3 separate regions of the Mus musculus genome follow, and regions 1 and 2 are each linked to region 3. A link is a loop called in an ENCODE intact Hi-C map of the cell type or tissue named here. Cell type or tissue: left cerebral cortex. All regions are shown on one strand. Each heading gives the region's core, and the rest is flanking DNA. Links, peaks and the distances in the headings are about the cores only. Region 1 overlaps Gm34335 (a long non-coding RNA gene). Region 2 has its middle 55 kb from the start of Pdzrn3. Region 3 has its middle 38 kb from the start of Gm34335.

Region 1 (8,619 bases), core at 2,447-7,446, 52 kb before region 3:
AAATATAAGGTTGATCTATGGCCCTTGAGGCCAAACTTTCTGCACCTCACCAGATTCTGACCCATGATCTAAATCTGCCTGCCCATATTCCCACTGAGTCTGTGAGCCTTGAACAGAACATTCCACCAGAAAATTCTCCCATTCCTTAGGACAAGCGTAACCAGCAGCTATTCCTTACAAGTGGAATCATAGGTAATATAAAGAAAGTTGTTCAAACATTTGTGACAACTTACTAGCTTATCTTCGGAGGCCTACAGATACAGTGCTATTATAGTGATAGACTAGCATCTTTTTTTTAGCTCATTCTGGCTCAAGGCTAGCAAAAGTAGTGGATGCAGATTTAACCTTGCTTTCAATCTCAAGTCTAAACAATCTTTGGCAAAAGCTGAAAGCAAGGCTTCTATTTTCTGTCCATGGCTGCCATTGTGCATGTATTTGTATCTTAGTCTCTATTCCTAGTGGATGGTTTTCATTGGTTACAATTGTCTTCTTGGGTCTGATTGTAAAAATCTTGAAATTAAAACAGAAAGGCCTGCAATACCCTTCATCCCTGCCAAAGTGAATTCTTCATAACAAGAGACAAAAGAAAACTCTAGCTGATCATCCCGGGGGAATGGAACTTGGGAATCCTTTGCCAAAACTATGATGAAAGCAAGACTTCAATCAGAAGGTGGCTTTTATCCTTGGAGACATCAGTAAGCTGACCTTAAGAAAACTTAGTTGTGCTCTCTTTAGCCTTAAATGTGTGGGAACCAGACGCGTGTCTCCATAAGCCAGGATTTTTATTACAGAACTAACCCAAACTCCTCAAAGAACATCATAAATTCACAGTAACATGTCCATTGAGACTTTTACTTAGAAAATGATGGGAAGATACACATATTTTCCTAGGCTAGTGTTCAGCCACCACCATCTAAGAGACCATTTGATGACCTAGCCAATGGCCTTTAGTGGCTTTCTATTTGGTCTGTCCTTGATTTTGTACATTTATTGAACCAAATCCACATATAGAAAGTTTGGCCCGAGAGAGCCACTTAGTGAGAAAAAGCAGAGCCCCACAAATCTAGAGGGTGTCTCTGTTAAAAGAACTAATGAGAACCATGAACTTGGAGAACTGTAAAAACAGTGCACTGTCTTTGGAAACTAGATGTATTCATCCTTAAGGCGCTTAACCTTAAACCAGATGCCAAGAAGCGGCCATCTGATAAATAGTACTGGGAAAACAGCCAATAAATATACAGAAAGTTGCTTAACATCACTAGTCATGAAGGAACCTTAAATTAAAATCACAGTGGGATAGCATTCGACCCATCAGACTGGCTAAGTTTGAAAAGATATACCTTACTAAATCGCATTCTAAAGGATGCGGAAGGGGTGGTTTTTTGTAAACTGCAGGTGTGAACCAAAGTTGGAATATTGACTCTTGAAAGTGTTTACCATTGTCTTTTACAGTTGTTGTATGGCCTGGCAATTCCTCTCCCCAGTGTCTGCCTATGTTAGTTACTGTTGTTGTTGTTGTTGTTGTTGTTGTTGTTGTTGTTCTTGTTGTTCTTGTTGTTGTTGTTGTTGTTCTTGTTCTTGTTCTTGTTGTTCTTCTTGTTCCTATTGCTCTTGTTGCTATAACACAATACCTGAAAAAGCTACTTGAAGAGTCTTCTTTTGCTCACAGTTTGAGGGTAAAGTCCATTAGAGAGAGCAACGGGGCACAGGAGCAACAGCATGAGGTCCTGGTCACCTCAGCATCTACAGTGAGAAAACAGAGAGAGATGAAAGCCAGGGCTCAAAGAGATGTAAACACTTTCAATTTTTTCTTGAGTTCAGGAAATCAGCCAGTGAGATGATACTACTTACCATGGGGTGGGTCCTTCATCCTCTATCAACCTAACCTAGAAACACCCTCACAGGCATACTGAGAGATTTGTTTCCATGGTGATTCTAAATCTTTTGAAGTTGACATCATGAAAAGCTAGGCCTTCCAACAAATCTCTTCATCTTTAGAATAAGCATAGATGAGGTTGTTTGTGACCACTGGAAACTAAAAGCAGTCTTCAAATGCTCACCAACTCTGAAGGCTACATCTGTGTCCCTGATCCTGCAAGGGAATGTAAGTGAGTAAGCTACACATGAAATATGGGAATCCCACATTTAGTATTTTGTAGAAGTACAGAAGCAGGAAATTCATCCTATTCCTTTTGTTCCAAGTTCAGATCAAGCACAAGTACAGGTTAACCTCAGCTTGTTCATGTGTAAAAATAGACCTAAGACTTCTTATTCCAGGAGTTTTCCTTGGGGCTTCTAAAAACATTGTTCTTTCTACCCATAATCCTTTGCCATGTCCCCTTCCCTCTGATTTCTTAACTTGGATAATACCTATTCTTCTTAGAGATACACAGGCTACTGTCTCAACACTTGCGGTGACAGTCATGTGTTAGCCATCCCACATCTCTGTCCTCTTTATGTCATGCCAGGTGTCATCCCAGTTATAAAATAGGAAGTTATGTGGACTGAATGAAAAGAAAATATTAAAGGACTATGGAAAGATACAACATACCATGGAAGTCTGGAGAAAACATCACAAAAAAATACATAAAATCCTGATTTTGAGAGATTTGGGTAAGAAATGTGTTACTGCTACACCCACATCCATTATCAGAAAAACAACATGCCTAGTCACATCTGTGAGGTTTTGCAGTATAGAAAATCAAGCCCTGACTATCCAAAATGCCCTGGGGAAGTACAGAAAACCATGGTTTGATCCATTGTTTCTTTACCTTCCTTTCCCAAGGCACAGCAGCATCTACGAGGTGAGGAATCCTATCTCAACATTGTTTCTTCTTTACACTTAGCACAATGTCTGACACACAGCAGTAAATTTTGTAAATATTGTTGACCAAATGAATACCTAATGAGATGTAAAGTGTTTGACATAGCTCCTGTGTTTCAGAACACACAAGAGGGGAAAAAAATGTGTTCTTTAATGCCAAGGGCTATATCACATGCTCTTTGGTGTCCTTAATAGTATATCAGGTGGTTAGTATATGTGCAGCAGTGTTACTTAAATGATTAGTTGAATCCATGAATTAGTGAGCATGGATCAATTTAATGCAACTCTAGGAGGTTACATACAAGGGACATCTTTTTAACAAATGGCTGAGTAGATGATGGGAGGTCAATTGATGATCCAGAGAGGCAGCTGAACCCTACCGGGAGGGGAGTGTGATGGTTGATATTGATTGACAGCTTGAGAGGATCTAGAACCACCTAGGAGATAAACCTCTGGGTTTGTTTGTGAAGGAGTTTCTAGATACGGCGTTCTAGATGCTTGAAGACCTATGGGCTGGGGTCCTGAACTGAATAAAAAAGAGAAAGCAAATTAAGCTGCAGCAGTCAACATTCTGGTTTGTGGCCGCAGAAATGTGTAACCAGCTACCTGGCACTCCTGCCCAAATTCACTTCCTGTCATGATGCACTGCATCCTCAAATTATGAGCTAGGATCAACCCAATCTTCCTTTAGTTGTTTTCAAAGGTTATTTTGTTTTAGCAAAGAAAAAGGCGACTAATGCAAGGAGCATTAAAACATGTGATGGACATTGATGATTTGGGCATGGGTTGCCTACCACCCATTTTTTCATTGAAATTTATTTATATACACGTCAAAAACAAATGCTTCTTTCTTCTCCTCATTCACTTCTCCACATTGATACCTCTTTCTTTTCATCCAGCAGCTTGATCATGTGGAGATACCCAAAACCCCCATGTGATTCTCATCTTAAAGCACTATATAAATCTACAACCTTCTATATAGAGAGCCCTACTTATGAAAGCTCAAAATCTCTCATCTCTTTGGCTATTTCTGATTACTCAAGATGTCAACCCAGCTTCTGAATTCTGATAAACAGCACTGATTAGTCTACCAAGATTTTTCATTCAAATGAAATTATCGGGCTCTATAAAATTATAATAGCTCTTTGGCCCGGCCCTGTGGCTTCAGGTATAGTGTTAAGAAAGATTCAAAAATGGGTTTGATTCAATAAGTCAGCAACTGTACAAAGCCTGATCAGTGTCCACAAAGATGCACAGTTCCATCATTGACACAGAATGACAGCCCTTTGTTAGGGAACACTTGTCATGAATCAGCTAAATGAATCTAGCTAAATGAGAATTTGAAAACACCCAGATGGCTATATTTATTGGTACAAAGATGGAAATTCTGAAGCGTGGTAATGTTCTCCTCTCCAAAGTAGAGTAATTTTAGAATTACTCTTAATATGCAACTTTAAATCATGCGAATTAGAACAATGAGCCACAGCATCAGAAATCCTGGTTCACTGCAGATAAATACCAGGAGGTGGCAGCATCTCCTTCGCCGTGTGATTCTGAACTTTGAGGCCATCAGCATCTGAAAGTTAACAATCTCACATAGCAGAGCAGCTGCCCAATTTGTTGGCTATTGTAATCTTTCTTTTATGATACACTCTTTCTCTTTTAAAAGAGATCCATTTAGCCAATATAGCCTTTAAATATGTGCACAATACTAATGATCTGTAAGCGGTGTGCCAACTCCCCCACGCCCTCCTATTTCCTTTCTGTTGGCTTTTATATGAGCAAGCCTTTGCATGTCTAATTGTATGGAGACAATTAGCTGACTATAAAATGCTGCCCCTCCCCCCAGTAACTTGCATGCGCAACTACTTACATAAGAATTCACTCACATATACTGAAGTCCTGCAGTAAAATAACAGGACCGAGGATTTATCTGAAACATCCCACATCCTGGTCCCTAAACACAACACCACATAACCATGTTACACTGTCAGATGATTTCATTTTGCTTTCTACCTGTTTTTTATATAAAGATGAAATGGCTGAAGTTACTACTGTCTTTCTGGTAGCATTATTATCAGACATAAATCCAGCAGTGAATGAAGTCAATATTAACTGAGTCTCAAATGAGGGGGCAGCAAATACATGCTAGGCACTGCTAATCATAGGTGGTAATGCCTCAAGGAGGGTCCAGTCTCAGGCTGTGCTCCTCAGTATAGGAATCACAAGCCTTCTAAGCTTTGGGAGTTGACAATTAGCATTAAAGTAAAATTTAAAAAAATCCATTCCTTGGGTACAATGGCCACACTTCAAGTGTTCAATCACAACCAAATGTCTCTAGTGGTAGCCGTATTAGAAACACAGATGTAGGAACTTCTACCATGACTGAGTTCTATTGAACAAGGTTGATCAGAAGGACCATCCAATTCATGGGAGTCAGTGATTAGTTTAGAATGTACTGTTAGACTGATATATGCAGGGGAGCGAGCGGGTAGGCTAGGGAGATGTCTCATTGGATAAAGTGCTTGCTTATACAAGTGTGAGGATCTGAGTTCAGATCCCCAGAACCTATGTAAAAGGCGAGCAGTACAGCAACTGTCTTTAATCCCAGACTTGGAAGCCAAAGACAGAAGATCCCTGGGACAAGGTGGCTAGCCAAACTAACCGGAATTGATAGATAAAGGCTCGTTAAGAGACCCTGTCTTGATTAATAAAGGGAGGACTGATTAAAGACAATACTCAGTGTCAAACCTAGGGCTCACCCACAGACATGCTCCTACATACATGCCAAAATGCATATATATACCCTATAAGCACATTCCACACACATGAAAACAAAACAAAACATAGGTAACATAAGAAGAGTGACAAACTCTTTGCAACAGCATTGAAGAAAATAATATACATATAGATAGATGAATATATGTGTGTGTATATATATATATATATATGTGTGTGTATGTATATATATGTATGTATATATATATATATATATATATATATATATATATATCTTCAATTAAGGAAGTTTTGAAGTTCCCCAGTATCCTGAAGCAAAGGTAAAGTCTGTGGAAAGATGCATCATCGACATGATTGAGAAAGACGAAAGGCCACAAGACGGTCAATGCCTGTGAGCTTCTCTGTATTATGGAAAGATAAAAACTGAGTGGCAAGAGAGTTTGTCAGGAAAAGAACAGGGGACTGTGAGGCAGCATCACTATGTCACTGTTTTGAGCACTGAATGTGTTAGCTCTTCTTATTCAAACAGAATGAAGGAATTAATAGTGGCCCCTTTATTCTGGGCACAGAAACAAGGAGCAGAGCGACTCACTCTTTCCACAACAGTGTCTGAGTGGAAAATGAAACCTAGTTTTCTTCGGTCTTGCTCAGAACCTCCCAGAACAAGACTGCTTTCCCTGACACATACCACACAGGACTAACAGGAGACAGCCCACTGGCCGTGTCACCAATAACATAGCTGGCCCTGTCACACCCTTATCTATCCCACTCCCTACTGAGGCGTTCCTCCCAAATGAGGGGGCAGCAAATGCTTTCTGCCAAAGTTAAAGCATATTCAAGCCGGCTTTGAACCCGCCTCCAACTTTCTGTGGTTACAGTTCATCGTCTGCTGGCAAAATGGGACTTCCTGGTTCTAAGATTAAAAAGACTTGGGAAGAAAAGGGAGAAAAGTGAACGACTTACATGACATCAATTGACTCTTGCAAAACAAAACCCTGGTGGGCAGAGCATCCCAATTATCCCAATTACATTTCTGAGAAGTGTACACACTTCCAAAGGTTTCAATAGAACAGGCTTAGAGGGAATATGTTTGGGGTCTCAAGACCTTTAAAAAGAGTTAGAGGCCAAACACAGCACATAGTGAGGACTATAAAGATTTTTTTTTTGGTAAGGATGAGAACGTCAGGCAAGAAGCGCTGTTGTAATCCCGTGTTCCAAGAATTGCTGGTCTTTCATAAGAGCGGAGGTAGGGATAGTGGGGGAGGGTGCAGGCTGAGCTCATCTTGTGGTTTTATTTAAACTGGAGTAGAGAGAATCAGCTTTGCTTTTTATTTCCATACAAATGCTCAAGGGGCCAGAATCCTCTCACATTCCTAACTCAGATCATTTTAGCAGTAATCGTTCTGAAATAAAAAATGCACCAAAGATGCAAGTTACTTCCTGGTAAAGAGTTACCAAGAGAGACCAAAGGAGCACATAGCAGGCTCCAACAACCTAGGGTTCAGAGCCTCCTTTTCCTCCCAGATGGCCAATTATTATTCATGTGACAACACCTCATACAATTTGATAGAGGAGAGCCCCAGTCAGGCCAAATGCTCACCTGCTTGGGACTCCATCTTTCTTTGTCATCTTGATTAGAAACTTGGGGGAAGGGAGTTGGCCTCTAGGGCACAGGGCAAATTTTCTTTAATAATGGCTAAAAGAAAAGGAGGGTGTAGCTGGGCATCCTGCCACGTGCTGCTGTGACTTAGCTTGGCACCTTGGTCATGTTGCCTGACAAATTTTAAGCTCCATTTCCTCATTAGTAAAACTGGGAAATCCCATAATATTTCCCAGTGTCTATGAGGATCAATTTGAGATTGCATGAGCTGTAGCCTTTGTGTACCTAGCGAAAGACTTGACATACAAAGGAAAGGTCTGGTTAATGAGGGCCGTGGTGTTTGTTACTGCAGGTCTAACACAAACTGACTAGTATATTGCAGAGCTGGGAAAAATGACTAGTCTCACAGATGAAATCATTTTCAAGTTCCTATTGTCTATCCCATCTTCATTAAGAAAAGAAAATTGGTGAAGACACCTGAGCTCAGCTCTTTATGGAATATTTAAATATACTATACACTATTAATAATTGGCTTGGTCTCTAGAACTCAGTCATCATTTGTAACTGAATATTATACCCATTGAATAAAAACTCCTCTCCCTCAGCATCCACAACCACCAATTCTGCTCTCTGTTTCTTTGTGTTTGACTATTCCAGATGTCTCACACAAATGGGTGCTAACCAACTTTTTAAATGTAGCATAGTATCCAACACTTCATTGATATTAGTCCATGTGGGAAATGTTTCTTCTCGTTAAGAACAGAATAATATTCTATTATGTCATATTACACATCTTATTTATCAATTCTCCTTTGGGTGGGCATTCAGTTGATTTCTTCATTACCATGGCTTTTGTGAAGGATACATTGATGATCAATAAGAATAATGATTTGACTTTTGATATCTTATTTTGTATTATTTGGGAAAATCCTCAGGAGAAGTGTTGTTAGATTAAATAACCATAACATTGTTCTATATGCTTTTCCATGGTAGGAGATTAATATTACACTCTACCACACATTTCTCCACATCCTTACCAATCCTTATTATCTTTTGTTTTGCCTGTTGTTTGTTTTAAAACCATCCTAACAGATTTAAAACAGTATCACCCTGGAGAGTTGTGAGTGTCTCTTCACAGAACTGGTAGCATTTTCTGTAACCTTGTTGGAGAAAGGTCTGCTCAAATCCTTTGCGTATTTTAAATTAGTTTGAGTTTCTGTCTGATTCTTTGTTTGGCTCTGTTATATTGTTTTGGTTTGGTTTTTTAGTTTGGTTTTTGAGACAGGGTTTCCCTGTGTAGCCCTGGCTGTCCTGGAACTAGCTCTGCAGACCAGGCTGGCCTTGAATTCAGAGATTCTCCTGCCCCTGCTTTACCAGTGCTGGGATTAAAGGTGTGTGTCACCACCAACCAGGCCAGGTCTGTCTTTTTCTTTCACAATTAAATCAAACAAGTTCT
Region 2 (8,619 bases), core at 1,387-6,386, 49 kb after region 3:
TCAAGCCAAAAACTATGGAGAAATGCTGGAGCCAACTGGCATTATAAACCAAATAGACCAAAAGATATCTAGAGAACATTTTACTTAAACACAAAAGAATATATGCTCTTCTCAGCACTTCATGAAACCTTCTCCAAATTTGACCTCATACTCAGACACAAAACGACTCTCTACAGATACAAGAAAATGGAAATAATTCCCTGCATCCTATCAGACTAGCATGTATTAATGCTGGCTATCAACAACAGAAAGCTTACAAACTCCTGGAAACTAATCAACCTCCTACTCATGAAAACTGGGTCAAGAAAGAAACTGAAGACTGTCTGGAATTGAATGCAAATGAATGCACAACATACCCAAACTTATGGGAACAATGAAAGTTGTTCTAAGAGGCAAGTTTATAGTACTAAATGACACTTAAAAACTGGAGAGATCTTATACTAGTCATTTAATAGCACACCTGAAAGCTCTAGAACCAAAAGAAGAAATTACACTCAAAGAGTTAGATGGCAAGAAATAGTCAAACTCTGCCTGAGGTCAATAAAATAAAAACAACAACAACAAAATATACAAATTAATAAAGTAATTGTTACTTGAGAAAATCAATAAAATTGACAAATATTTATTTGGATTACTAAAAAAGATAATAATGATTATTCAAATTAAAAAAATTAGAAATGAAAATTGGGGGCTGGAGAAATTGCTCAGTGATTAAGAACACAGGCTACTCTTCCAGAGGACCCAGGTTCAATTCCCAGTATCCTCATGGTAGCTCACAACTGTCTGTAACTGTAGTTCCAGGGGATGTGACACCTTCACTCAAACATATCTGCAGGCAAAGCACAAATGCACATGAAATAAAAATGAATTATTTTATAAATGAAAATAAGGAGGATATAACAAGAGACACCGAGGATCTCCAGAGTATCATTAATGATATTCTTAAAGTACAATCAAGAGAGAGAGAGATGGGGGTCAGGGGGAGAAAGAGAGAACTTTCTCAATTCATACCATTTACCAACGTTACATCAAGATCAAATAAACAATTTAAACACACCTGGAACCCCCAGTAAAATAGAGGCAATAATTAAAAGTCTCCAACCAAATAAGCCCTGGACAAATGGCTTTAGCATGGAACTTTACCAGACTTTCCAAGAAGAGTTAATGCCAATGTTGTTAAAATTATTCCAAAAAAATAGAAACAGAAGGAACATTGCCTAATTCATTTTATAAAGCCACAATTGCTATAATATCCAAACCACATAAAGACCCAATAAAGAAAAAAGAATCAAAGACCAATTTTTATTGTGAACATAACTACAAAAAAAATTCAATAAAATATTTGCAAACCAAATCCAAGAACACATAAAAAAGATCATCTATCATGATCAAGTAGGCTTCATAAAGAGATTCAGGGATGGTTCAGTGTATGAAAATCAGTAAATGTAATCCACAATTGAAACAAACTGAAAGACAAAAGCCAAATGATAATCTCATTGGAGACAGAAAGGGCCTTCGACAAAATTGAATGCCACTTTATGATCAAAGTCCTGGAGAGATTAGGGATCCGAGGGACATACATAACCATAATAATGGTAATTTGTAGTAAGTCCCTAGCCAACATCAACTTTAGTAGAGAGAAACTCAAAGCAATCCCACTATAATCGGGAACAAGTCAAGGCTGTCTGCCCTTTCCACACCTGTTTAATACTTGAAGACTTAGCTAGATCAATAAGATAATTAGAGGAAATTAAGAGAATACAAATTGAAAAGAACGAAGTCAAAGTATTTTACTTGCAGGTGATATTTTAGTAGAATAAGTGACCCTAAATATGACACTGGGAAACTCCTACAGTTGATAAGCACATTTAGCAGAATAGCAGGACACAAAATTGATGCACACAAATCAATTACTCTCCTATATCCAAATAACAAATGGATGAAGAAAGAAATCAGAGAGACAATACCTTTTAGCATAGCATCAAATAATGTAGAACATCGTGGGGTAGCACTAACCAATCAAGTGAAAAGTGGTTTTGATTAAAAACTTCAAGCCTTTGAAGAGAAAAATTGAAGAAGGTATCAGAAAATGGCAAGGTCTTCCATGCAAATGGATCAGTAGGATTGCTATAGTAAAAGTGCCTACCAAAAACAATCTACAGATTCAATGCACTTTCCATCAAAATTCCAAAGCAATTCTTCACAGGACAGTTTTCAGTTTCATGTGGAAACACACACATACACATATTCACACACACACACAGGAGAATAGCTTTTAAAAATTCTGAATAATGAAAGAACTGCTGAAGGTGTCACCATACCTGGCCTCAAACTGTACTACAGAGCAATAGTAATAAAATCTGCATGATATTAGCACAAAACAGACATGTTGATCAATGGAATTGACTTAAAGACTCAGACTTAAATTTATACACATAAGACTGATTTTTGATAATAGAGTCAGGAATATACCCTGAAAAAATGACAGCATCTCCAACAAATGGTGCTGGTCAAACTGAATGCCTGCTTGTAGAAAACTATAGTTCTATACTTATCACCCCACACAAAACTCAACTCCAAAAGAATCAAGGACTTCAACATAAAACCAGATACACTGAATCTGGCATAAGATAAAGCAGGGAATACTCCTGAACTCGTTTCTGAACACAAGCAAGACTCAAACCAAGCTGCCTGAACTCAGACCCCCACATGCTTGACCTGTGTTCTATGGCCCTAAACCTCCTAAGGTAACAAGAAAATGACAGGAATTTACACTTTCCTCCCACCTCACTGCTTCCATGCCAAGGTGGAGTGCCAGTAGATTGCTTCTAGAACCCCTTCCGTGGTGCCAATTATAAAACTCAATGCAACACACAGGCCCCCACCCCACCCCCTGCCACTACCTCCATCAAACTGTTTTTCTAACACAGTTCTGTTTCTCTTCGCCCCGCCTTCCAAGGCATTTATCTCCATTCCAGCTCGGCTCAGATAAAGGCGGGTCATCCATAATTTGTCTTGCTCTGGATTCTGCAGAGGAGGCAAAGAGACAGAGATAAATGCATGACCCCCAGTTCATTTTTCTAACAACAGTATCTTGTCTTGACACAAGCAGGCCTGGAACTAGTCACCACGTTCAAGGAAAAATAGAAATAAGGTGGGGGCCGGGTCGATGGGGAGGACAGGAAGAGGCAGAAGAAAGGGGACCTTTCTCTGAAACTTCCTAAGGTGATAAAAGCACTCACCTCAGAAAGCAACAGAAGAGCAACACCCAAGAAAGTGTGGGTCCCTGAGGATGCCTGGTTGTTACTGTTTTATCTCTAAGTTCAGACTTAAAAAACAAAAACAAAAACAAACAAACAAACAAACAAAAACTTGAGAAAGTTAGACTCCAGAGAAGAATTAAGGTAATTAAACAGCTTTGATGTTATGGAAAAAATATATATATGTATGTATGTAGGTCAGATGTCACTTGCTACTTTATAGCAGCTGTGTGATTGCAAAAATTCTTTTAAGAACAGAGGAATATTTTGGGGACATGAGAGTAGAATCAAGTTCTTCTGGGAAAATATTCCCAACAGTCTCCAAGTCATCTTCTGTGCTGGGAAACAAACAGATATTTTAAGAGAAAATTGGACTTTCTGAGTGTTGCTCCAGACCGAAGCTCACATACAACTCTATGAACTCAGTGCCATTCGACAGGTTTTTCTTTTGACATTTTTCTGGTTTTTAGCGTGATAGAGCAAAAGCCTCACTTTCTCCTCCTAGGTAACAGAGCTGAGGAGAGCATTTTGAGGCATGATGTTCTATAAATGGCCCTGAATTTATGGCTGCATTAAAAACTATATTAGGCAATCCAAAAGCCTGCTTGTTTCTTCAGAGTCTATAAATTAGGCAGTCGTGCCCCGTAAACAGCAAACGAACAGCCACAGGATCACTCTGGGACAAGACGCGGACACAGACTCTGCAGAACATTTCACGTCTCCTCGCTTGCAGGCATTTTTAAATAAATCACCAGTAGAATGAAGTCCAGGCCCCCTTCTTTAAAAGGCACCCAGCAGGCAAATGGACTCTCGTGTCACATTCCAACCAGTTAACAAGGATGACTAAGGAGGCCCATATGGTAAAGCAAGTTTATCATGTAACTAACATCACCCCCAAGATATAACTGAGATTCCATCAGAGATCTTGGTGTGCAGGACATGAAGCAGCCTTGTAGGCCACTAACAAAAATGAGTGTGGTTCCTTCTGTCATTATTTCTCATGGACATTGTCCAAGGCCTGGCCATGATATTAAACTCAATGCCTCAATTCTTCATGCTTGTCTGATAGTCCTGCAAGTGTTGGTAAATAGGGAAACTGAGGCTTGGAGTTGAATCCTGAAGCTACCTCTGTGCTAGGAAAAGAGCTGAGTCTGTCTGTTCCCCAAGGCAAGCCATCACTTAGCCTATAATCTGTTTTTTTTTTTTCTAGACAAGTCGTGATCCTGTCATTCCTGCGCATGTGATAAGAGACCTTGGGTCAGATTCTGTGCATTTGATCATTCACTAGAAGTTCATGTTAGCCAAACCAAAGCAAGACCACTGACCTCATAACAGGGAGTAGAGGGAGGACTCCTCACCTTCACTGAATGAATTCTGTGTGCCAGGCACTGGGGTAGGCAGTAGGAGGAGAGCTTTGACTGATCTTTATCATACTGCCCAGGCTAAACTCCTACAGCCCCTAGGTTTTGTTGTTGTTTATTCTTTTAACTAGCATATAAAATATTTCATTATGATATTTTCATAAAATGTCTGTTTTAGTGGATTCCTCCATATCCCTTGCCTCTCCCTTCCCCTTCCCTCACCCTCTCGTCCCCTCCTTCCCCCTAGTATTCCCTCTCCAATTTCATGTCATATGGATTCTCTTGCTCTCTTTTCAAAATTACTTGTCTGTCCTTTCCTTAAGATGTGTTTTTCAGAGGCTGGGAAGAGCACCCAATGGGTTAACTGCTTGGTGCATACGTGGGAGAACCTGAACTCAGATCCCTAGCACCCAAGTAAGTCTGGGTATGGAGGCAGCCATCTGTAATTTCAGTATTTGCGGGACAGAGACAGGAAGATCTCTGGGGTTTATTGACAAGTCAATCTAGTTCCAGTTTCAGCAGACACAGTGTTGTGTTTTATTAAAAAGAAGAGGAAGCCAGGATTATGTTTGGTGGAGGTGTGGTATGGTGCCGGGGAAGGAGGTGACTCTGTGGGCCCATGCTGAGGCATCCCTTCCCCCAGAGGTACCAGCCACACAAAGGTACACTATAGAATAGAGTTTATTTAGGGCATGGGGAGGGGAGTTGAAGGGGTAGTAGAGACAAGGCAGAGGTGGGGGGGGGGTGGAGAAGAAGAGGGAGAGGGAGACAGAGAGAGAAGAGTAGTGTCTGGTCATGGACATACAGAGCAAGATGGGGAAAGGAGAATGGGGAAAGAAGGAACAGAGATGGAAGAATGTAAGAGAGCAAGAGAGAGAGGAGGTGGCAAGCAGTCCCTTTTAGAGTGAGTCAGGCATACCTGGCTGTTGTTGCCAGGTAACTGTGGACAGAGCCTAGAAGGAATGCTAACACACAATGTCTTAAAAAGCAAGGCAGGGAGGGTCTCATATACACATGCATGTGGGCCCACTCATGTGTGCACATGTGCACACACACACACACACACACACACACACACACACCATCTGGGTATGATAGAATGTACTTTCACACTTGCATTCCCGATGCTGGAGAGATACCTCCTGGCAGCCAAGTACCCAAGGAAAGTAGCAAGGATAAGACATCAAGTGATTGGAGCCAAAAGCTGATGGTTTCTGGCAATTTTACTCTTTCTCTCTCTCTGGGGCTAGAGGCTGATGGCAGGTCAGGAAGTAGAGAGAGGACCTGGGTTCACTAAGCAACCAACCTAGCTTCCTTGGTGAGTTCCTTAGCAGTGAGAGAACCTGTCTCAAAAACAAAACATTCTGACCAAGGTGGGCAACTCTAAAGGACAACACCCTGGCGTATATGCATACCTTACACACGTGTGTGTGTGTGTGTGTGTGTGTGTGTGTGTGTGTGTGTGTGTGTGTGTTTAGAAGAAATCCAACAGTGAGGGATGAGGACCTGAGGAATCACATAACCGAGCAAGGGACAGAACTGGGGTTAGAAACTACCTCAGGATGCCTTTGAGACACACTCCCTGTGGATACCACAGCTACAAATGTGACAGGGTAAGATGCCTAAGCGTGACTCTGTCTATCCCCAAGTCCCCAAATCCTCCTATAATCCAAGTATGTGGAGTGTTATGTGTGTGGTACTATGGAACTGAGGAGTCCTGATTGTTTGGACAAACTTTTGCCTTGCTGATCAGCCATTTCCACTCCTTGCCAACTAGAAGTAGAGCTTTCTGATCTACAACATTACTTATGTTTGCTCTTTTTTCTTAAATTTCATCATCCAGGTGTTGTCAACCTTGTTGTTTGGTGCTAAATACTAAGGTGGAAATGGTCCCCTTCCCCCCTTTTTGTCTTGCTCTGAGAAATATCTCTTCCTTCTACCTCCCCTTCACTCCTTACTTACTTCCAACAGGTAACATTTTTGCAATAACTCTGAACTACAATTTAATCTCTTCTCAAAACACCAAAGAGGACCCTGTGAGTTTGTAAGAAAGGAACACACACAATTGGGAGTGAACAGTGTTGGGGCAAAGGGTAGGAGCTGGACCAAACTATATGCATGTATGAGATTCTAAAGCTGAAAAAAAATAAACAAACAAATAAAAAAAAACCCTAAGGAACAATTTCCACAATTTCATTTAAGTCTTGGATTAGCCTCACAGAAAGTGAATCCTTTCACTCTATGCTGCAGGGGACAGGAAATGCCCCTTCTTGCTTATGCCAACTTGATCTGAGATTTGTGGTTTATAAACAACATGGTCCCAAACTTTCCCAGTGCACAATTTCAACTGAGAGGTTGAAATTATTCCTTATTTCAGCCCCTCCCATCTCCCAATGTCCTTTATAGCAGTTCCAGGCAGTTGGCACAAGAGTGAACATCTTTCATAAGAGGCAATCTTGTTTGTTGGATTTGGCAGGCTCTGAAACACTTCAGATCTATCCACAATGAGCCCCATCAAGACCAGATCACCAGCACTACTCTTCTTCTTCCTGTCGTCGGTAACCAGATCCCTTGCACCTGTCTGTACCCTTGAACCCTGCTATTGTCTAGGGGATTAAGGGCTGCCCATGGAGTGTGTGCAGCATTGATAGCCATAAGTCATTATGAGTGCCATGTTCAAATACTGGAAAGAATAGAATAGTTGACATAAGTGTATCTCTATTAGGAAAAACAAAGACCAGTGGATAAAAAGCAGGTGAAGTTTTCTAACAAACACAGCAATTATGCTTCGAAAAAGTCCTTCCAGGTGATGAGGTCAGCAAAAATCACAGTAAGGCTCAAACACCAGAGATTGCTTGAGAGAAGGAAGCCAGTGGACTCACACAGAGAAGCAGCTTTAGATCGTCACTGTTAATAACATCTTGAAAACTGTAACACTATCTTCATGTAATTCATCCATGTGAATATCAACAGGACAAAAATCTTCAGGATACTTCAAACTCATATGCCCAATTCCTGCTAGATAGCCTTGAGCACACATCTCACAAGAACCTGTGACAGCACTATGCATGCTCAGGTGTCTCTCAGTGGTGAGGAACACCAGTGTACTCACCTGTTATTCATCACCAACCATGAAAGCGACAGCTCTTCGGCACTTCGCTTTTCCTCCCTCCACCTTATGCATCCCCTAACCATTCTTCACACACATTCTTGAAGCATCTCTAATACAGAATGCCATCATTGCCTACAGGCAAGAGTCCTCAGTGTCTTCCCCGAACATCCTTTCCTGTGCTTGAAAATTCAGCCTACACACATAAGGCAACGTAGTTTTTGTACATTGCAAATCATATGATTTCCTGTTGGCTGCTAAGCTTTCATTTGCTTTCCATCCAAGTCCTTCACTCTCTTTGTAGATTCATGTGATGTGCACCCTAGCTGATTCTCCTCCTGCCTCTGTTCATACCTTCACCAAGCAAACCTTCTCCCTGCACAGTTCTGATTCTGCTTCAGGCAGGTCACTTCTACCTCATGACTTGGACTCAATCTTTTCTCTTACTGAAAACGAGCTCCTAAGTTTTTCACTTAGCTGGTACCTATCTCTAGGGCTCTGATCACATGTCACCCCACCACAGAGGAGTACCCTGTCTGTACTCTTAAAACAAACCCAGCGTCCTCACCTGCTATGCACACATATAACCATTAGCAGTCCCTACAGAACTTCATTTATTGTTTTTCATGGACCATGTTACATTACACCTTTCTTTTCATGATCTATTTATCTGACCCCTGAAAGAAACCTAAGATCCGTGAGATCAGGCAGTCATTTTATACAACACTTTATCTTCCAGGCCCCACAAAGCCTCTACAAAGCAATAAACATGTGTTTAAATAGTCAACAAATAAGCAAGTACAAACTTCAGCTCCCACACCCTCTGAGACCCCATTTTCACCCTCTTTTCTGAATGTCTTTGGGAAAATACATCATTGACCCAACATCT
Region 3 (8,619 bases), core at 1,499-6,498:
CACAAAGTTAGTGTGCATTGTTGATATCAAGCTATAAAACACGGGATGAATAATACATAGCTACACAAACACATTAATATTAGCTGTACAATACCCAGGAGCTGTCCATACAAAAACTGTCTGCCAAAAGGTAGGCTCATATGCAGGGATCCATCCCATAATCAGCTTCCAAATGCTGACACCATTGCATACACTAGCAAGATTTTGCTGAAAGGACCCAGATATAGCTCTCTCTTGTGAGACTATGCCGGGGCCTAGCAAACACAGAAGTGGATGCTCACAGTCAGCTATTGGATGGGTCACACGGCCCCCAATGGAGGAGCTAGAGAAATTACCCAAGGAGCTAAAGGGAACTGCAACCCTATAGGTGGAACAACAATATGAACTAAGCAGTACCCGGGAGCTCTTGACTCTAGCTGCATATGTATCAAAAGATGGCCTAGTTGGCCATCACTGCAAAGAGAGGCCCATTGGACTTGCAAACTTTATATGCCCCAGTACAGGGGAACACCAGGGCCAAAAAGGGGGAGTGGGTGGGTAGGGGATTGGGGGGTTGGGTATGGGGACCTTTGGGATAGCATTGAAAATGTAAACGAGGAAAATACCTAATTTTAAAAAAAAAAAAAAAAAGGTAGGCTCAAAGCCATAATGTAAAAAAAAAAAAAAAAGCAGTTGGGACCCAGTCAGCTTGACTTTCTGAGTAAGAGCATCTCTAAGCAGAAGTCACCTCAGGGTGGCCATGAATGACACGGGACAGCCGGCCTGAGGATGACCACCAAGATTAGCTAGGTCAAGACATCAGGCAGCCCAAGCAGCCATGGCAGGCCCAGCAGATGCGGAGGCCTGATCGAGTGTCACCTCCCCTCATCTCCATCTGTTTGTTCGGCTGACCCCAGAGCTGGCCCCAGCTTTCTTTCAGGGCCCTCAGGCAGCTGGGACCTGAGGAAAATGAGTGTCATGAGAGGGTGTTTGGCAACTGTGTGTCTGATGTGTGCTCATAAGTCATGGCGGTGAGGCAGTGAGGTGTCAGCTTACCATTTCTGCATGCTTCCTCTCCACACAGCTCACCGTTGCCAGAGAGAGAGAGAGAGAGAGAGAGAGAGAGAGAGAGAGAGAGAGAGAGAGAGAGAGAGAGAGGAGGTGGGTGGTAGAAATCTCCACACCAGCTATTTAGGGAATGAAGTCTGTCTGCTCTGAGCCTTCACATCTTCCCTTATTCACCAGACTGAGAAAGGGGGGGAGGGTCTCGGTGGCCTCTGGACTATAAGTGCAAGCTTCAAACTAATCCTGGAATGTCTGACTCCTTGAATCCGAATAGCAGCTTGGCCAGTACCCAGCTATATGACCTCGGGGAAGTTGCTCAACTTCTGTGAACCTCAGTGTTCTCTTCTGGAAAATTATGCTGAAAACATTCAAAGATTTAATGGCATAATCTTATTGAGAGCCCGAGCACAGAGCCTACAGCGTAACAACATATCAGTATGACAACTGTTGCCGTTATTCAAATGTATACCCCAGAGACACTCATAGGCATGTCAGAGTTTTGCCCAGAGGATTTAGTATTCTTTAAGGAGAGAAAGGGTTGTGGTTTTTATTTGACATATAACTTTTGCCAAACTCCTGTAAAAAAAAAAAAAAAAAAAGAACCCAACCCAAATGGTGGGCCCGGAATGCCCACCTCTGGGTGCTCATACACCCATTGTCACACAGATGTCTACTGAAAATATCAAGTTCACAGCCTCATGAAAGAAGCAGGTAATAAGAAATCAAGATGAGGCTGAGGAGTCTTTGAGAAGACTACACACTGGATCTGGAAATTATCACTGAGATTCACAACTCATTTAATGCAGAGAACAACTGACCCTGTGATACCTAGTCCCAGCTGATATGTGTACTGTGTACAGCACAACCCCCACTCCTAAGGCTCCGGGAAGAGAGTAAAGTGGCGATAAAAAGGTGTGTGTGTGTGTGTGTGTGTGTGTGTGTGTGTGTGTGTGTGTGTGTGTGTGTTTGCGCGTGAACACGTGCACACACTTATCTGTCTGTCTGTGTTCATGTATGTGAACATGTGCCCATGAACATTTTCAGGGGCCAAATGTCAATATCAGGTATCTTCATTAATCACTTTCCACTTTATATTTTGAGACAAGTTCTCTCCCTGAACCTAGAGCTGGCCAATTCGACTGACCTTCCTCACCAGCAGCCTCCCTGGACCCTCCTCTCTCTGTCCCCCGAGCTCTGAGATGGCAAACATGCACCTCCAGCCCATCTCACTTTTATAGGAGTGCTGGGAATCAAAAATGTAGGTCCTCATGGCTGTGCCCCAAGTGCTTTACCAACTGAGCATCTCTTAGGCTCCATTTCTCTTTAGCTTCAATGTTAACTCTGATCGATTGCTAATGGCTGCCTAAAGTTGAAAAGAGCAATATACTTGGCAGTGTCCATCACAATCATGGGTACATGTCCATCGGTCACTAAGATGGCCTTCGGTTCTTTCTGAAGCTACCCATGGCCTTCATTAGAACTCCTCTCTCTTGAGCTCTCTATATGACACTGCTATGAGTTACTTTCTCCTTTTGAAGGAAGCACTCCCGTTCTCAGATGGAAAAAAGGCAAAACAGCCTTCTGCCACCAAAGATGTATCTCCTTTCAGCCTTCCTCTGATTCACTGTCTTGAATCTGGGTCATCTCTCCCCACCCACCAGCAACCTCAGCTGAAGTAGCTGCTCTCCATAGCACTTCAGCATTTCATATCCTCGGGACCTGCTTTCTTTCTAGTTCAGAATGTCTTTGGTGTTGGGGGTGGGAAAGGCAAACCTCTCCTCCAGCAATTTCTTCTTCTAATGTGTTTCCTCCCCCATGTCAAAGTCTGTTGGAAACACAGAAACCTCAGCTCGCTGGGGGTTAGCCACATATCTAAGTACATCCATCACTTCTTCCAACCCTGGTTTTTATCAAGATGAACTCCTCTGCCAGGGCACAAGAAGCATATCTCACCATGTAGCTGGCATGATCAATAGCACTGTGCCCTTTCATGGGCCACCGTAGGCATTTTGTTTTCCACACTGTAAGCCCTTCAGGATGTCTGCTTTGCAGCTGACGTGTTGGCAGAGCCTTCAGGCTCCTTTCTTAACTGCGGCTCGATCGGGTCCAGTTCAAGGAAAACTTATTGAGTAAAAACAAAATCTGTGCACAGCATGCTGCTGGCCGCAGGTTCTGCAGCAAAGGAAATTCCATTGCAGGGGAATGTCAGCCAGCCCCAGATGATCCAACTTTCTAGCCCTCTGCAAGCAGCCAGAAAGCTGAGCTGACACATGGATCCCAGCAAGCTCACTGCAGCAGGATAGACTGGCAGGATTTACCTCCTCAGCTTTTGCCTCAGTCAGAAAAAAAATTACCAGAACCATTCAGACTAAAGGAGAATGGTGAAAAGTGAAGAAGAGGGGGAGAAAGTGTCTTGTTTAAAATGTTGGTTCCCAGGCACTGACCAGCTCCTAAGAGGATCATCCCTGAGGGCAGATCCTGTGTGTGTGTGTGTGTGTGTGTGTGTGTGTGTGTGTGTGTGTGTGTTTTGTTTTATAAAAATATAAGGAGAAAAGGAATATGTTTCGTGGATGTTTAATCAGGTGTGGGGGAAGGGGATATCTCTGCAGGGGCCCATGCTGAGGCATCCCTTCCCCCTGAGGGACCAGCCACATGGTATAATATAGAATAGAGTTTATTCAGTGCATGGGGAAGGGAGTTGAGAGAGAAGTAGAGAGAGAGGATGGAGAGGGAGGGAGAGAGAGAGAGAGAGAGAGAGAGAGAGAGAGAGAGAGAGAGAGAGAGAGAGAGAGAGAAGAGGGGTAGCGGCCAGCCAAGAGCATGTAGAAAGAGAGAGCAGGGGGAATGGAGAGGGGGGAGCAGGAAGAAGAGGACAAAGCAAGAACAAGAAACCAAAAGAGAGAGAAGGGGGCAATCAGCCCCTTTTATAGTGAGCCAGGCATACCTGGCTGTTGCCATGTAACTGTGGGGAAGAACCTTGACAAAATGCCAACATTTTGTGTGTGTGTGTATGTGTGTGTGTGTGTGTGTGTGTCTGTCTGTCTGTCTGTCTGTCTGTCTATTTGTATGTCTATGTTTGTTTGTGTGTCTATACCTGTGTGTGTGTGTGTCTGTCTGTCTGTCTGTCTATTTGTATGTCTATGTCTGTCTGTGTGTCTATGCCTCTGTGTATGTGTCTGTGTGTGTGTGTCTGTCTGTCTGTCTATTTGTATGTCTATGTCTGTCTGTGTGTCTATGCCTCTCTCTGTGTGTGTCTGCATTTGTGTAGCAGAAGACGTGTTCCTCAAACACTATCTACCTTATTATTTTTTGACAGGGTCTCTCACTGGCCAAGTAGTTTAGTCTGGCTGGCCAGTGATCCCTTGTGATACCCTTGTATCTGCCTGCCCAGTTTTTGAATCATAAGCATGCACCATCATGCCTTGCTTTTATAACATGGGTTCTGGGAATCAAACTGAGGTTCATATTCTTATAAGATAAGCAGTTTACCAACTTAACCACCTTTCTAACTCACTAGGATTCTGATTTTCACATACACTGTGCATAGTCATGCTGGAGTTCCCATGTATGCACGGAACTCTGCAAAAAATCGGGCCTTCTTCCCAGATCAGTGAAGAAACATACCGCTCCACGTGGAACATATGAAGGGTTCAGAGCACTGATTTCCCAGAGGCAGGAAACGGTTTTAGCTCTGACCCAACCCATGACAGCTGTTTTGTGGAGTTCCTGTGGCCCACATGTAGGCTGTATACCATCTATTTTCTCTATCTAGTTTTATGTTCTAAGATGGACAAAGTTGGCAGCCACATCTGCTGATAAGAGGCAATGGGCAAAACAGGCTTCAACAATATTGGAAACAGCCCTGGTTTGAGTCTGAGAAGGTTCTGGACTGCTTCTGGCCATTGACTATTGCTTGCCTTAGTGAGTGTGATTTCTTGTAAATAATGAACTCTACAAAAATATCAGAGAGAAGAAAGAAAGGAAGAGGAGAGAACAGGAGGGAAGAATAAAATAGGAGAAGAGAAAAGTACAGGATTATAAATCAAGATCTTGGAAATATTTGAAATTTTGTTCATGGCCAATAACTCTACAGCATTCCCTCTTCCTTTGTCCTTTCAGATCCTCAGATCATTCTGCTGTCTATTATAGATGGCCCATTTATCCTAAAAGAAGCTGAGCTTGCTCCAGCACGAAGCATCAAACCCAAGGAGTCCAGTTGGCTGCCGTTCTAGTAACTTCAGTGTGTAGCATCTCCCAGTATTATACAGAGATGAAATGCAGAGATCAAATAATTTACAGATGGCATAAAATTATCCATAATTCCATAGTTATACAAAAGGTAACTTACAGTTGCATCTAATAAAATCACATGATTTTTAGCTAAAACACCTAGACACAGCTTTCCTCAAGTATATAATATGTTAATATAATATAATTCTGTCCATGAAACCAATGCACATTTTAAGCTGGAGAACTATGAGTATGTGCCAGTCCTAAGCACTATTCACACTGGGACTAGAGGTGGATCAAGAATCCAGGGCTCTACCTAGAGATGCCAGTGAGAACCCTCCCCAGACACTAAACCTTGGCTTGGATGATGTTCAAATAACCAGTGAGGAAGTAAACTCCCCCTGGATGAGAATACAGATACATTCTGACATATGTATGTTTTGTTTGTGACTCAGATACAACCAATACTATGCTCAGATTGTTTCGTTTGTTTAGTTTAGTTTAATTTTTTCTGAAATAGCAAACATTTCCTAGTAATGTTACAAGCAAGAATACAGTCTCCCCTTTTCTGGCTGCATCCTTGGAAAGAGCAGCGTGTGGTACTATTGCAAACAATGCTTTGTGTGTGTTTATGAAAATCATGGTCACAGAGTATAAACAGCTATATTTTCATCTGCAGCACATAGAAGAATGACAATTGAATGACTACCTGATCAGGAACACAGTTCAAAAACCCCTCCAAAGTTTAAGGTTACCATCTGATCCAACAGCTGTACTCCTGGACATGTGTGTTCAAGAGAGAGGTAATTGTATGCTTGTGTGAAATGTGCACATCAGTACCCCAAACAGCAATCCGGATAGCAAAAAGTGAAAGCAGTCTAGATGTTCATCAACTGATGGAGGAATTAAAATTATGATCTGTCTAGTAGCTGAGAAGATGGCACAGTAGGTAAAATCCTTGCCATCCATGCATGAAGAGCTATCTTCCACATAAAAAGCCAAACAAAGTGATATACACCGATAGTCTCGAAGCATAGCAAGGTAGAGACAGGAAGCTCCAGGTGCCTGCTCACTCCTCATTCTAGTCCAAGGTCCATTCTAGCCTGAGAAACAGAGAATGGCCCTGTTTCAAACACAGACGGTAGAACTAACTGTATCAAGAAAGACACGTGATCTAGATCTCTGGACTCTGCATGTTTACACACATGCAGATACACCCACAAGAACATGCACCCACACACATGAATAATATGTGCATATATAACACACACACACACACACACACACACACAAAGAGACAAACGCTTTAAATTGTAAAGTGAATGGTTATTGAAGACACTGATGCCAACTTGAACCTCTATTCATATATTCATTCATGTGCGCCCTGCACACATCTACACTAACGTACATCTACCATCCACCTGCAATACCACACACACACACACACACACACACACACACACACACACACACACACACACGAGGTTTTAATGTTTTGTTTATATATACAACAGAGTATCATCTGCAATGAAAAGCAATGGTACTTCTGAATGTTACAACAGAAGGAAGTTTGCCAATATCATGCTAAGTAAATGAAGCAAGTCACCAAAGATCATACAGTATTCCATTCCGTTTACATCCGATACCCAGAATAAAAAAGTCTAGGAACAGAAAGCAGAGAAATGGGTTGTTCCCTGGGCTAAGAGGTAGACAGTTAAATAAGTCAGTGCCTATTTGTTTGGTTTTTAGGAGGGGGATCAAAGAATTGTCCATGAAAATGTTCTAAAGTTGTGATACTGGTAATTATACAACTGAAGATATATTGAATTGCATCCTTTAAATGCATCTGTTCTTTAGTTTGTAAATTATAATTTGGCAAAATTGTTTTAAAAAAAGAAGTTCTTTAGATTAAAGGACAGTTCCTTACGGTATGAAATAATATTACTTTCTCCAAATAATTAGAACAATTTTAACTTTCTTGAGTGTTAATGCCATAGAGAAGGAGGAACCATTGATGTAGATTATTTAAATAAATCAATTCTGCCTTGAGTGATTGGTTCAGCAACTCAGCTGCAAGCCAGTCAGCAAGTACTTTTATATGACAATGGTCATGTAACTTGCTTTAGTGTTTGAGGGGTTGTCTTAGTTTGGCTTTTATAGTTGTGGAGAGACATTATGATCACAGCAACTTTTTTGTTGTTTTGTCTTTTGTTTTTTGTTTTTCGAGACAGAGTTTCTCTGAGCAGTTTTGGCTCTCCCGGAAATCACGCTGTAGACCAGGCTGGCCTCGAACTCAGAAATCCACCTGCCTCTGCCTCCCAAGTGCTGGGATTAAAGGCATGTGCCACCACTGCCCGGCCACAGCAACTCTTATAAAGGAAAATATGCAGTTGAAGCTAGCTTATAGTTCAGAAGATTAGTCCATTATCACCATGGCAAGAAGCTTAGTAGCACACAAACAGGCATGGCGTTAGAGAGGTAGCTGAAAGTTCTACATCTTGATCCATAGGTAGCAGACAGGAACTGTTTGCCACATATCAGTTGTAGCCTGAGCATATTAGAGACCTCAAAGCCTGACATTACTCCAACACACTTCCTCCAACAAAGCCACACCCACTCCAACAAGGCCATACCTACCAATAGTGCTACTCCCCATGGGCAAGCTTTCACTCTATGGTGGCCATACCTATACAACCCACTACAGGGGTTAAACAAACAAACAAACAAACAAACAAACCAATCATCAGGTCTTTTGGAGAAGAGTCTTTTTCTTTGAGTAGACTTAAAAGCTAATACACGTTTCCGCTTGCCCCTGACAGCCACTGGGCAAGGATGGGCAGAAGCAGCTGTAGCTGTTTAGATGGTAAAGCACCCGGGTCTGTCATTTGTAGTTCTCAACTAAGTAGCCCTGCAAGCCAGCATAGCTTGGGGGTCTTATGTGAAATTATAAATCCACTCGTTGTTTAAGTCAATCTGAGGCCTGTTTTCTGTGAGTTAGGAACCAAAATGGACAGAGGACTAGGAGGGAAATTTGCTACTATCCTTAAAGAAGTCAAGTCTCAGAGCATCTGTCCATTCCTGAGAAAGCTTCCAGCTTTGCCAAGGAAATCCAGGAAGGGGGCTCAGTGCCCACGAAAAGAAAAGAAATCACAAAAAGCATGGGTTCTGGTCTCAACTGAAAGAATTAAAATTTCAACCAAGACTTAAGCCAATGGTAGATATCTGGGAGATGAGCTGACTGGAGCCTAAGTGAAGGAAGCAGCCAAAGTCCATAGCCCAGATGCAGTGACAATGGGATCCACATTCACCATGCTCTGTTTGCTATTGTCTGTAGCCACTAATCTC

Evidence for each region. Peaks named below come from ENCODE experiments on the same cell type or tissue, not always from the same donor. Only the 100,000 strongest peaks of a DNase experiment are listed, where the experiment ranks them.
Region 1: it touches region 3 in a loop (2.3-fold over the local background); 6 of 42 quality-filtered maps call a loop at or near these places.
Region 2: it touches region 3 in a loop (1.9-fold over the local background); 3 of 42 quality-filtered maps call a loop at or near these places.

Annotation. Positions count from the first base shown.
Region 1 is chr6:101,530,314-101,538,932 of GRCm38, reverse strand. It overlaps Gm34335 (a long non-coding RNA gene), which reads right to left. Exons shown (of 2, transcript XR_869335.2): 2 at 1-1,743. Among named protein-coding and RNA genes, the nearest start is that of Gm34335, 15 kb to the right of the region's middle. In left cerebral cortex, for the core only: a CTCF peak has its summit at 4,345 (motif pointing right); DNase peaks (open chromatin) are centred at 4,358, 6,350, 6,832 and 7,230; H3K4me3 peaks cover 285 bases; H3K27ac peaks cover 1,356 bases.
Region 2 is chr6:101,428,419-101,437,037 of GRCm38, reverse strand. No RefSeq gene overlaps it. Among named protein-coding and RNA genes, the nearest start is that of Pdzrn3, 55 kb to the right of the region's middle. In left cerebral cortex, for the core only: no CTCF peak of the experiment used is centred there; a DNase peak (open chromatin) is centred at 3,982.
Region 3 is chr6:101,477,393-101,486,011 of GRCm38, reverse strand. No RefSeq gene overlaps it. Among named protein-coding and RNA genes, the nearest start is that of Gm34335, 38 kb to the left of the region's middle. In left cerebral cortex, for the core only: no CTCF peak of the experiment used is centred there; DNase peaks (open chromatin) are centred at 2,735, 3,159, 3,253 and 4,535; H3K27ac peaks cover 1,963 bases.